Linked DNA regions of Homo sapiens: region 2 is linked to region 1. Evidence: chromatin contacts called from ENCODE Hi-C data. All regions are on one chromosome and are shown on one strand. Each heading gives the region's core, a stretch centred on a gene start or an enhancer-like site at or near the end of the contact. The rest is flanking DNA. Distances are from core to core; before and after follow the strand shown.

Region 1 (6,276 bases), core at 9-2,508:
AGTAGGAATCGAAGGGGCGGGGCTACTGGAGAACGGAATCACCCAGAACGAAAAAGGGGTCCGGTAGAAGGGATTCAGTTGGAAGAAGGAATTAGGGAAAAGGAGGTGGAGCTAGCACTAATCTCGCACGCTATACTGAGTGGCTGCCTAATTTTGCTCGTGCAGTACCCCTCAAGCCTCTTTTCTCTGCTGTCCCACAGGAAGCTACGTTGACTATTTCTCCTCGTCCCTTTATCAGTAAGTGTGTAAAAGGGGAGCGTGTAAAAGCCCCGTTTAGAGAAGTGCTTGTCTCGCTATGAGTTATCAGATGACTCTGGGACTCCATTTCCCCGTCCATGAAATGGGCAGGTTAATGATCTCTAAGCGTCCTGGGGTGGGCTTTGAACACCAGCTGTCTAACTTCTGGCGTTCTCGTCTCCAGGGCCCTGGCAGACATGCTGGAAACGCCGGAACCCTGACCCAGTCGCTCGACTGCGACGCAGGTGTACCTCCCCCTGCCTTCCAACCCCTTTCCACGAGCTATATTTATTTCTCCGAATAAACGTGCTCCCCGAAACCTCATTGTCAGACGTGGGGTCTGGGAATCTCAGGGCATCGGGGAATGCGGGTAGGGTCTAGAGACCTGGACCTAGACTTGAGGGATGAGGGGCCTGGACTCCTGGCTCGAGGTGGTTGGTTGAACAGCCCCCCCCCCCCCCGCAAAAAAAAAATCAGTCAACAAGGAAGCTTTTTGAAACAGTTCTCTTTACCCGTGATCACTGAGTGACGCCTGGGGCGGGGAGGCCGACCGAGAGTCGGGGGCGAGGGCTCCCCCACCGTCCCCCTGCCCCCACGCCACGTCGCCCAGCGGCATCGTGGAAAGAGGATTCTCCCATGCAAACCCCGGAGCCAGAGGAGAAGGGGAAGCGCCATTCTGCGCCCCCTACCCCCGGGGCACGGACACGGCCACAGCACGGGGGGCGGTGAGGCCCCGGGGACACGAGACACGGGGGAGGGAGAGGGGAACCCGCCCGCAGATGACCCGGGGGACCGGCGACCGGACGCGGCGGGGCGGAGCTGAGTGGCACAGGGGGCGAGGCTTGTAGCAGCGAGTCCCCCCTCCCCTCCTTTCGGACGAAGAAGGAAGACTTGGGCCCCGCGACTGGGCAGGAAAAAGGGGAGGGAGCAGCCTCTCCCCGCATGCGGCCCGGGAGGGAAGCCCCGCCCCCTTCCCGCGGGTAAAGGACACCCGTCTCCCAACAGAAACTGATCAATAAATTACAAAGTAGAGAAAAGGAAAGCGGACGTTTGGGGCGGGATTTCTTCCTCCCCGCTTCTTCCCCCTCTCAGTCCAGTTCATGTGGTTTGGTCCAGGCCCCGGCCCTGTGCGAGGCGGGCGCGCGCACTCCCGCTGGTCTGTACAGATGGTCCAGTCCTCGGCGCGAGCTCCCCCGCCCGCTCTCCCCGGCGAGGCCACAGTCCGGGCAGGAGAGGGAACAGCCCAGCCTCGGGAAGATTCTTCCGTCCGAGTGAGGTCACCTGCATGACGCCGGGCAGCGCGTGGAGCAGTGAAGATCCACCGTGCCGCCCCGCACCCCCAAGGTCGCCCAGCACGGTCCTCACCTGGAGGCCTGCACTAGCAGGAATAGGTCCGGACCGAAACGCCGTCTGCCCGGGAACTCCCAGAAGTCTGGCCTGGAGGGAGAGCGAGCAGCGGTTCAGCCTGGAGCACCCTCCTCCCTGTTCCTCTCCAGGATTCCTCCCTTTGGACTTCCCTTCCCGATGTCACAACGATCGCCGGGCTCCACATGGGTTTCCCTCCCTTCCCCGCAGCCAAGGACTCAAACTCGCATTGGGCGAGTTCACTCCCGCCCTGGGAAGGGGGAGTGGGATTTATCCATTTCATCCTGACGGGGGAGTCCGGAACGTTGGAGCAGTCCATTCCTCAGGGGTGGGCGAGAAAGGACTAGGCCATTCCAGAACCCGGACTACTGAGGTGGTCCATGCCCCACCCTAGGGAAGCGAGGAAGGGCTGTCGCATTTGGGAGCCCCCCACCTTCTGGCTGCAGCTTGCGGAGAGGGAGCCCCGGAGAGCCCAGGGCTCCCGCTGCAGCCGAACGAAAGTTGGGGGGCAACATCTCAGCTGAGTCGGGAGTTACGCCTCGGAGGTCCTTCTCCCGGAACATCTTCCGCCAGGATGGGGAGCGGCTGAAAGACTTGGCGCTGTCCTAGGTATAGGAGCCGGACAGCCGGTGAGGGACTCCTGCCTTGTCTGACTCCGCCCCTTCCTTTGACTCCACCCCTCTCCGGGTCTCACCTCTCCTTTAACCCCGCCCCTCTCCTGGCCCCGCCTCCAACCGTGACCATTAATAGTCAGGCCCCGCCCCCTCAGCTCAGCCTCTCGAGGAGCCGCTGGGAGCAGAGCCCTCTGAGCTGTTGCCGCGCCCACCTCGTCCAGCCGCCTGTCTGTGCCTAAGGAGATAAGGTTGCTGAATTCCTTCTCCAGAAGCTGCCGGGCCTGGAAAGAGGAGGTGGAGGGGGCGGTTGGAGCGTGCAGTCTGCGAGGTGGGGACGCCCAGCATGCTCCGGGCCCAGCGGCAGCTCACCTGTGCATTCTGCGTGGGGATCTGCAGGAGCAAGGCCAGGTCGGAGTAGTCGAAGGTCTCGTCCAGGGCGAGCAGTGCCCCGTGTACCCCGCTCTCCGTGAGGTTCGTGGCAAATTCCTTCAGGCCCAGCCCGGACACCCAACCCATGACCCGCTCATTGGACCACACCATCACGTCTGGGGACGGAAGGGACCCTCAGCCGTGCCCCTCCCGTGGCCTGGAGAGTTCAGTTTAGCCCATACCTCCACCTCCATTTGGTCTCTTCGGGCCACGCCCCCCACGCTGGCTCCACCCCCACGGTTATGGTGCCAATTTGCTTCTCCGGTCTCCCCCTACCCCCTCTCCTCCCCATCCAGCTCCACGCCCTCCACCTGGCTCCCAAAGGGACCCTTAGGCTCTACTCACCTCGGATCTGGGTCTGACTTTCTTCCCGCCTCCGCTCCAGGTCCTTCCGGTCATAGTTGAGCCGTTTCAGGCACATAATCCCATAATGTAGACTCACCCTGAGCAGCAGGGGAAGTGGAGTCACGGATGAGCTTTCCAGTCCCCTAGACTGCTGCTCCTACGGGTCCCTCCCCACTGGCTGCGCTCTTCTTGGAAAGGGTGGGGAGCTGATAAGTTCTATTGACTGTTGACCCCCTCAGGAGGTGAGGCATTTTCAATAATAGGCACTTCCTACTGGCCAGCCTGGAAGGGGTCCAGGGTTAACTAGCCAAGCCATTTCAGGATCTGAACTTTTCCTGTGGACCATCTCATTGGTGAAAGGAGCACAGAGTCAGGATTTCCTGAGAACTCAGGCTAAAAGGGCCAAGATAAGCCTGGGAATCTCCCATGGCCAATCCTATTGGCCAAAGACTCTCTGGGGTGGGGCTTCCCTTTGGACTGTCCCCACTGGCCAGGCAGCCCCCACCTGTGAAAGCTGTCCACCATCTTGAGTTGGCCCCGGAGCTCCTTCTTGTTAAGGTGATCTAACATTCGAGCGTCCACCAGCGACTCCATGAAGTAGCTGCGGTATTGGGGCAGCCCCAGGCTGGGCAGCCAGTCGTTCCCCACCCACTCGTGGTTCATGTCGCCATATGCCAGGATCTGGGGCCATGGGCAGGTGAGGGAAGAGTCAGGCCCTCTGGCCCCTTCCCACTGTGCATGAGAGGGGTACAGTCCAACCTCCCAATCCAAGGTTTTTTCCCACCCCATGGTAGGACAATGACCAATCTCTGCTCAGGATAATGGACCAATCCAGAGTTGTCTCCTAGCCCTTCATGACAGCATATACTCTTGGCTACTCAAACAGTTGTCCTGAGACCTAGAGCGTCACCATCACCTGTGGACTTGCTGGAATTGCAGAATCTCAGACCTTACTCCAGACCTACTGAAGTCGGTATCGGCATTTTCACAAGACCCTCAGGTGATTCGAAATATACATTATATTTATTTTTAAATTTCTTTCTTTCTCTCTTTCTCTCTCTCTCTCTCTCTCTCTCTTTCTGAAAGAGTCTGCTATGTCACCCAGGCTGGAGCGCGGTGGCACGATCTCGTCTCACTGCAACCTCCCCATCCCAGGTTCAAGCAATTCTCTTGCCTCAGCCTTCGAGTAGCTGGGATTACAGGTACGAGCCACCACGCCCGGCTAATTTTTGTATTTTTTAGTAGAGACGGCGTTTCACCATGTTGGCCAGGCTGGTCTCAAACTCCTGACCTCAAGGGATCCGCCCACCTCAGCCTCCCAACGTGCTGGGATTACAGGCATGAGCCACCGCGCCTGGCTGTATTTGTTTATTTTTTAGAGACAGGGTCTTACTATGTTGCCCAGGTTGACCTCAGCTTCGTGGGCTCAAGCGGTCCTCCTGCCTCAGTCTTCCAAGTAGCTGAGACTACAGGTGTGTGCCACCCCACTACACATTAAATTTGGGGAAGCACTGCTTTAACTCTGTCTCACTGCAGTCCAACGTCACTAAACCCCCAAGTCAGGACAATGGACTCTTTCAAGGCAGCTCTCCCACTAAGAAAGGGCCATCACTCTTGCAATGTCCTGAAAATACTTGTCTAATGTTATATCTGGCCCAGGACAATATTCCAGATGAGTCCCAAGTCCCTCACTCCTTTCAGCATCAGCACAAAATCCACGCCTCCCCCTGGCTGGAAATATGTGATCTATGACCACAGTCAAACATAATTCCTCCGTGGACAGTGAGTTCATGCCTCTTGGGTTTTTTTGTTAGTTTATTTGTTTGGTTTTTATGAGATGGAATCTGGCTCTATCACCCAGGCTGGAGTACAATGGTGCAATCTCGGCTCAGTGCAACCTCTACCTCCTGGGTTCAAGCGATTCTCCTGCCTCAGCCTCCCAAGTAGCTGGGATTACATACGCTAGCCACTGCACCCGGCTAATTTTTGTATTTTTAGTAGACACAGGGTTTCACCATGTTGGCCAGACTGGTCTCAAACTCCTGACCTCAGGTGATCTGCCCACCTCAGCCTCCTAAAGTGCTGGAATTACAGGCGTGAGCCACTGCGCCCGGCCGCCTCTTGTTTCTTGAGAACAAAGTGTAGCTCCTCCTCCCCAACTTCTCATTCAGCCTGGCTGCCTCACCACCACCACAGCCAGTGTGTCCTCCTTGGCCCTGGTACACTGAGCAGTCCACTGTAGCCCCCGCCCCCTCCACTATAGGGACACCGGCTGCTCAGTCTCTCCTGAGCTACAGAATTGAAGCCCCTTAGAGCCCCCACAACCCACGATGATGAAATGGTCCATGCATAAGGCTGACTATGCAACAGTCTGGGCTTCCACATCGCATCCCCTCTACCCTCCCCACCGCCAAGCCATAATGGAACAGTCCAGAGCCAAGCTTGGCGCAGCGCCCCCCCATGGGGATGATGGCATGTTCTGGTGAAGGCAGGGGCAGGGCTCGGAGGAGGGGCATCCATGCGTCGTGCACAGCCTGTTCATGCGCTCACGCCCCGCCCCGCGCCCCCTACCTGCTCCCAGCTGATCTCCTTGGTCTCCTGACCCGTTAGTAGGAAGAGGGGAGAGAAGGGGTGAGTTAAGGGGCAGGCAGAGGAGGACGCAAGGAGCGGACTTAGGGATGGCCACAGACTCGGTCCCCGCCCCCACCCCCAAAGAAGGTTAGTGCCACCCCCAAGGCGGCCGGCAGGGGGCACTCACGGGCTTGGTCGTGGCCGTAAGGGACTCCATCTCCTCGTGTGTCATCCACACGTTTCCTGTGGACTGAGGGGCAGGGAGTGTTAATGGATGGTGGGAGAGGGCTTCGCGTGGGGGAGAGGAAGGAGGGTGTCCTCCTGAAGGCCCTGGGCCACACGTTTATGTCCCTCCTGCTTTCTGGGGCAAGCAGTAACAGAGAAAAGGAATGATTCTTATTATAGGGCACCTGCCATGTACCAGGCAATGTGACTTTGGAGTTGAACAAATTCAGGTTGGAATTGGGACCCTGCCATGCATTTTGCTGTGTGGCCCTGTGCAAATGACGTCACCTCGCTGACCTCACACAGAGGTACAGAATGAGGATTCAGAAGTGGGGGACAGACACAGCCATGGTGCAAATGTTTAGGGAGTATGGCGGGGGGGGTTCACATTTATTGAGCTTCTGCTCCCAACAACCTCACGAGTTAGGAATCCATACAAGGATAAAAACATTTATGTACTTCTGGTGAGTGTCAGGCACCAGTCACCGTC
Region 2 (6,676 bases), core at 3,891-6,390, 6.3 Mb before region 1:
ATTCTCCTGCCTCAGCCTCCCAAGTAGCTGGGACTACAGGCGCCCGCCACCAAGCCCGGCTAATTTTTTGTATTTTTAGTAGAGATGGGGTTTCACTGTGTTAGCCAGGATGGTCTCGATCTCCTGACCTTGTGATCCGCCCGCCTCAGCCTCCCAAAGTGCTGGGATTACAGGCTGAGCCACCGCGTCCGGCCCCTTTTCTTTTCTTTCATCGAGACGGAGTTTCACTTTTGTTGCTCAGGCTGGAGTGCAATGGTGTGCTCTCGGCTCACTGAAACCTCCATCTCCCAGGTTCAAGTGATTCTCCTGCCTCAGCTTCCGGAGAAGCTGGGATTACAGGCATGAACCACCACATCCGGCTAATTTTGTATTTTTAGTAGAGACGGGGTTTCTCCATGTTGGTCAGGCTGGTCTCGAACTCCCGACCTCAGGTGATCCACCTGCCTCGGCCTCCCAAAGTGCTGGGATTACAGGTGTGAGCCACAGAGACTCAGATTAATTGCCTCTTTAAAGACTTTCTCCTAATACTGTCTCACTCTGGAGCATGGGGGTTACAACTTCAACATCTGAATCTGGGGGGACACAGGCAGCCAAGGCCTGCCTTCTCTCAGAAGAAGAGTTGTGAACCAAATACGACAGGGTTGGCCCCTCTGCGTCTGGGTTGGGAACACCAGGGTGATGCATTGTGACTCTGCCATCTGTACATTTTTATAATAAATTTTAAGGGGTCCAGGGGCGGCGGCTCACGCCTATAATCCCAGCACTTTGGGAGGCCAAGGCAGGCGGATCACCTGAGGTCAGGAGTTCGAGACCAGCCTGGCCAACATGGTGAAACCCTGTCTCTACTAAAAATTCAAAAGTTAGCTGGGCGTGGTGGTGCACGCCCGTAATTCCAGCTACTTGGGAGGCTGAGGCAGGAGACTCTCTTGAACCCAGGAGGCAGAAGTTGCAGTGAGCCAGGATTGCACCACTGCACTCCAGCCTGGGTGACAGAGAGAGATTCTGTCTCAAAAAAAAAAAAAAAAAGACTAGGCATGCAGTGGCTCATACCTGTAATCCCAGCACATTGAGAGGCCGAGGCGGGTGGATCAAGAGGTCAGGAGATTGAGACCATCCTGGCTAACACGGTGAAACCCCATCTCTACTAAAAATACAAAAAATTAGCCGGGCGTGGTGGCGGGCACCTGTAGTCCCAGCTACTTGGGAGGCTGAGGCAGGAGAATGGCGTGAACCTGGGAGGCGGAGCTTGCAGTGAGCCGAGATCGCGCCACTGCACTCCAGCCTGGGCGACAGAGCGAGACTCCATCTCAGAAAAAAAAAAAAAAATTAAGGGAAACAAGGTCCCACAATGACTGGATGAGAGGGAGCAGATAGCAGATGAGCAGGTGGGGACAGGGAAGGACACACCCTGGGTTGTCCCTGGCTTCCTGGCCTGGCCCTGACACCCCCATCCAGATTGTAGGGGGATTGGAGGGTGGGGTCTCCACATTCCAGCTGTAGCAAGGCCTGCAAAGAAGGTTGGGTTAGACCCTGCCCCAAACCCTCTATGGTTCTCCATCATGCTTACCCTCATAGCCCAACCCTTGCCTGGCTCACAAAGCCCGGCAGGTCTGCTCCCCGCGCCCCCTCGGCTTCTCTGACTTCACCTCCTCCACTGCTCAGTAAAGCAAGGTGCTCAATAAATGTTTGTTGAATGACTAAATCCACCCCCAACACACACAGAATTTCAAGGGCTGGGATAGGGGAGAGGAGGCTGGGGAAGACCTTCCAGCACCTGGAAGTGCAGGTCCTCAACAAAGACCCCATGAAGCCAGCTCCCTGCTGTGGTTGATTGTTCTCAATGACAGGAGACAGGAGAGGGCCCCAAGTTCTCGGGCCGCACCCCTTGAGCCGGGCCGCCCAGCACCGGCCGGGTGGGCGCCCCCTGGTGGACAGTCCCGAGGCCGCAGCCTGCAGGCGGCCGCCCTGTGCATTGCTGGCCGGCCTGAGTGGGACAGAGCTGGCCGGCGGATGTTGCTCTTGGCCCCTGGACTGTGGAATGCAAATTTTGAAATAAGAGCTACCAGATGTGAATACACACGATAAAGTGTGTATCAAGGTAGCAAAGGTCATACCCCAGCCACGTGGCGGCGGGCCCCTTCCCGGCCCTCAGAGCCAATCCTTCCCTTCCCATCCTCCAGAGACCCAGGGGTCTTCTCCCTTCGGCCTCTTGCCAAGGGACCCTGGACCCTTCCCTCTGTACCTGAGACCTGGAGCAGAACAGGACAGGAAACCTTCACCTTCAGGCCACCCCCAATACCACAGGCGTGAACCAGACTCACGGACATCTTGAGGCAGGAGAATAGCAGAGAAATTCGGGGGGCGAAGGGGACCGTTGGACATAGGTTAGCTTAAGCAGAAGCAAAACGTGTCAAATGGCAGAAGCAGGACATGCGAAATAAGGGAGGAAGCAGTGAGTTGGAACATGCAGGATAAGGAAAATAAGCCAGAAGGACTTGCAGTAGCAGTTTGGCCACGAAAAATAAAGCTAAAGATGAGCAATTTGGTCAAAAGAGATAAAGAAAGATTAGGCAAGGATGAGCAACTAACTTACAAGAGATAAAGTGAGGTTAAGGAAGTGATGAAAAACATATAAAAGGCCATGAAATGTACGGCCGGGCGCGGTGGCTCACGCCTGTAATCCCGGCACTTTGGGAGGCCGAGGCGGGCGGATCATTTGAGGTCAGGAGTTCGAGACCAGCCTGGCCAACATGGTGAAACCCCACCTCTACTAAAAACACACAAAAGTTCGCCGGGCATGGTGGTACACGCCTGTGATCCCAGCTACTCTAGAGGTAGAAGCAGGAGAATCACTTGAACCCGGGAGGCGGAGGTTGCAGTGAGCTGAGATCGCACCACTGCACTCCAGCCTGGGCGACAGAGCAAGACTCCATCTCAAAAATAAAAAATAAAAAAAAAATTTAAAAAGAGTCCTTTAAAAAAAAAAGGCCATGAAATGTAACAAACTGGGGCTGATCTCATCTCGGAGAGCTCAGTCCGCTCTCCCCTCTGAGAGTGGAATACTGTGCTTCATAAACGTTTGCTCCTTTCCTTTGCTGTCTGTGCGCGTCTCATCCAATTCTTTGTTTTGGACACCAGGAGACTGGAACTGCACAGTACCATCCAGTAACAATCACACACGTGCACAAACACACACACACACACACACACACACCATGCCCTGGGGAAGACAGAGAGACAGAAACAGAAAAGCTGAGAGACAGGCAGTGAAGAGCATTCAGAGTCTAAAACATAAACACTGAGAGAAACTCCAGAGACAGTGAAAGAGACAGAGACAGGGAGAGGAACCGGAACACAAATGGGAGAGATGAAGTCAGAGAGACAATACAGAGGAGAGAGGCTGGGCACGGTGGCTCTCGCCTGTGACCGCAGCACTTTGGGAGGTCAAGGCAGGAGAATCACTTGAACCCAGAAGTTTGAGACCAGCCTGGGCAACATAGTGAGACCCCATCTCTACAAAAGAAAAAAATTAGCCAAGCATGGTGGCAGGTGCCTGTAATCCTAGCTTCTCAGGAGGCTGAGGTGGAAAGACCCCTTGAGCCCAAGAGGTCAAGGCTGCAGTGAGCCAGGATCACACCACTGCAGTGCATCCTGGGTGGCAGAGCCAGACTCTGTCTCTAAAAATAGATATATACATACATACACACATACATAGATGATAGATCCATAGATAGGCAGGTGATAGATAGATGATAGTTGAGAGAATTGTGGATAACCCAGGGATGGACAGAAAGCCAGGAGGAGCAGAAGAGGAACGAGCAAGGGTGGGCGAGATGGAGAGATAGCAATGGGGCTAGTGTGAGTCACAGACAGCTGGCAGGCAGAGGGACCAAGGGGCAGAGTACAAGAGGCTGTCTAGGAGGCTGGAGACCCTTGGAGACACCCGAGAGAAACATGGGAGGCCAATGGTGTCCCCAACACAGACACCAGCCACACCAGGCCCAGCAGCCCCACCTGTGCAGTGGTTCAGCACAGTGGTAGTGTTGAGCATGGCAGGGGTAGCAGTCAACGTGTACGTGCCATGGCTGGTGAGGGCACTGGGTGTCTGTCTGTCCTACTGCAGCTGGTCTCACCATGTCCTGCTGACAGGAAACTGGACCTCTGGCAACATCACTGGCTGCACTCAGCCCCAGCTCCCAATATGCCCCCACCTGCCTGCTGGCCCCCACCCTAGGCCTGGTAGGACCTCAACTGCTGACCTTGCCCATAGTGCTGCTGGCCAGTGAGCGGGCCTGGGAAGCAAACTCATGATGTCAGGTTTAAATCCCTGCTTCAGGCAGGAGAATCAGCGCGTGCGGTTCTAGGTACTGAGCCGTGGTCATTTGTTACATCAATTTCGGGAAACATCCTGGCTTCCCAGAGCAGACCCCCGAGGGTGGGGGTCCAAGCAGAGACTGAGGCTGTCACACCCGGTGCTCCCCTACCCAACCTGAGACCCAGGGTCCCCGCTCCGGCCAACACCCTTCCAGAAACAAGGGGACCCGGCCCAACCTCTGCCTCCCACAGACACCAGGGGTCCCAGTGCCTCAATAAAACACCCTGGGGGAGACTGCGCCCTGTTCTCCCGTCCCCTCCCGTCCTGCCACACCCTTCCCCCTCTCCTCCCTCACTCTGCTGCTCAGGATTCTATGAGCCCCAGGATTTCGGGGGTGACCCTCCAGGAGCCAACCCCTCCTGCTGGCTGGAGACCTCGGCCCGCACCAGCCCCTTTGGGAGCCTCGGTTTCCCCTCCTAAGGTGCTGGGCTGAGCAGAGGGAGGGAGGCACAGGTGTGTCTGAGGGTGGGTGGGCAGATGCAGCCCAGCTCCCCTCCCTCCCAGCCCCCTCCCCACGGCTCCAATTAAGGGTCCTCCACGCTCAATCGCTGCATTTGACTTACTGGCGGCCTCGCCTCCCGAACGAGGCCTTTGTTCCCTTAATTGGCCATCTCCAGGCACCATTCTCTGCCCCCCGCCGACGCACGCCAGGTCCATATCCCAGGTCCAACTATGCGCTAATTGGGCACTTAGAGGGCCCCAGAAAGCCCCCTCCCCTCCCTGTTCCCTGCCTTCCTATATTAGCCCCCACCTGCCGCTCCCTCAGACTTCAGGTCGGGCTCCTGGGAGGTGGGGACAGGGTTAGGGCACAGTGGGGAGGCCTTGGCCCAATTCCCAGCCCTGCCTCCTCCCCAGCCCGGGGTGCCTGGGCCTCCAGAGTCCCCTGCCCCTCCCTGCTCACAGATTTGGGGGGTGCTTTGGTCAGCAATATTGTGGGGAGTTACTCCAGACCACCCTGGCCATGCACCCCGGGGTCCCCGAAGGCCCTGGGGTCTCCGAGCCCGGCCCCCGGGAGCTGTGTGCCTTTGTGAGCGGGGCGGCCGCCCACATGCTGCGGGCCCTGCAGCCCCGGCGCACCCGGCCCCCCAAGAGGCGGCCCAACCACAGAAGGTTTCTGCACAACCAGATCTGCAGGTGAGGGGGCTGGTGGGGAAGGTGGGCACGGGACGGGGAAGAGGGGAAGGAGCAACCAGCACCCTTGGCTGGGGGAGACCAGGTACAGACAGAGAGGAGCAGCCCCCAGGGCTGGATGCCAGCAACAGTCAACGTGCATTTATTGAGTGCCTACTGTGTGCCAGGCCAGTTAGCAAAGCAGATAAAGTTCCTTGCTGTCGTGGAGGTTGTGTTTTCATGGGGGTGGCGGACGGTCAGGAATCACCAAAATAAATAACTAGCACGGTGTGATGCGACCACATAGGTGACCCTTGCAAATATGCTGGCCGGGGGTGGTGGCTCAAGCCTGCAATCCCAGCACCTTGAAAGGCCGAGGCAGGAGGATCGCTTGAGTTCAGGCGTTAGAGACCAGCCTGCTCACATCTGTCTTTACAGGCAGTTCACCAAGATTGAGGCTGCCACCCAGCGCCTGGCCCTCTCCATCCTGTCCCAGGAGGCACCTCCCCAGAGACCCTCGCTCCAAAAGCCACCCCCACCGCCTCCATCCCCCTTCCTGGGAGTGGCCTGTGCTGTGGCCCCCACTGAGGCTCCCCATGCCAGCGCCAGCCTGAGTCTCGCTGCCCTGGACACCTCTACCCTCGACCTCTTTGACAACATTGCGCTCACCCCAGAGTGTGCCTCAATGCCATGGGACCCCTCCTCTGGTTCTGATGCTCCCCTGCCAGCGCCGGGTCTGTCCCATCGCGACCTGGGCCAGCTGGACCTGAGGCAGGTCCCACATTTCTGCGGCCCCCTGCCCCTTCCCCAGCATGCCCTGGGGGAAGAGGCTGATCTCGTGGCTCCCGACTGGGGTTGGGTGGACTGCTGGGAGGTGCCTCGTGCCTGGGATTCTCAGGGGATCCCCGAGGGTTGGGGGACCAGCTCCCCATGAGGCCAATCACAACCCAGCCCAGAACCCAGGACAAGCCAGAGGCCCCTCCACGACGGCTCTACAGCCCTCTCCAGGAGCCCCCAACCTGTCCACTCCCTTCCTGGCAGCCCCTGGGAAAATAAACCAACCCAGACCCCCACTTCAGACCACTGCCTCAGGGGTCTCCTCCTGGGCCCAGGGGCCCCACCTCCACCTCTTCTTGCTTTCCTGCCTTCCCCCTTCCTTCTGCCTAGCCCCATCTGGGCATCCACCCCTCA

What was found. Hi-C counts contacts between places; a loop is a spot of excess contacts on that map. Pooled maps may share reads with other maps.
Region 2: a pooled map of psoas muscle shows a loop between it and region 1 (7-fold over the local background). The contact joins the promoter of C19orf85 here to the enhancer-like site in region 1. A Hi-C loop is called at or near these places in 2 of 50 pooled maps.

Annotation. Positions count from the first base shown.
Region 1 is chr19:49,145,478-49,151,753 of GRCh38, reverse strand. It overlaps PPFIA3 (PPFI scaffold protein A3), which reads right to left. Exons shown (of 30, transcript NM_003660.4): 22 at 5,749-5,811; 23 at 5,562-5,588; 24 at 3,496-3,671; 25 at 2,991-3,088; 26 at 2,586-2,761; 27 at 2,429-2,497; 28 at 2,036-2,207; 29 at 1,603-1,674; 30 at 728-1,518. The coding sequence ends at 1,616. HRC (histidine rich calcium binding protein) reads left to right here. Exons shown (of 6, transcript NM_002152.3): 5 at 201-237; 6 at 422-556. The coding sequence ends at 458. Among named protein-coding and RNA genes, the nearest start is that of HRC, 6.8 kb to the left of the region's middle. RefSeq lists enhancers at 1-422, 2,012-2,231. Within about 2 kb of position 1,258, at least 34 of the 41 ENCODE cell types and tissues checked have a DNase peak (open chromatin) inside an H3K27ac peak, as active enhancers do.
Region 2 is chr19:55,463,215-55,469,890 of GRCh38, reverse strand. It overlaps C19orf85 (chromosome 19 open reading frame 85), which reads left to right and starts at 5,140. Exons shown (of 2, transcript NM_001386794.1): 1 at 5,140-5,509; 2 at 5,924-6,676. The coding sequence starts at 5,337. The coding sequence ends at 6,419. RefSeq lists silencers at 1,669-1,798, 1,809-2,038 and enhancers at 4,697-5,419, 6,142-6,676.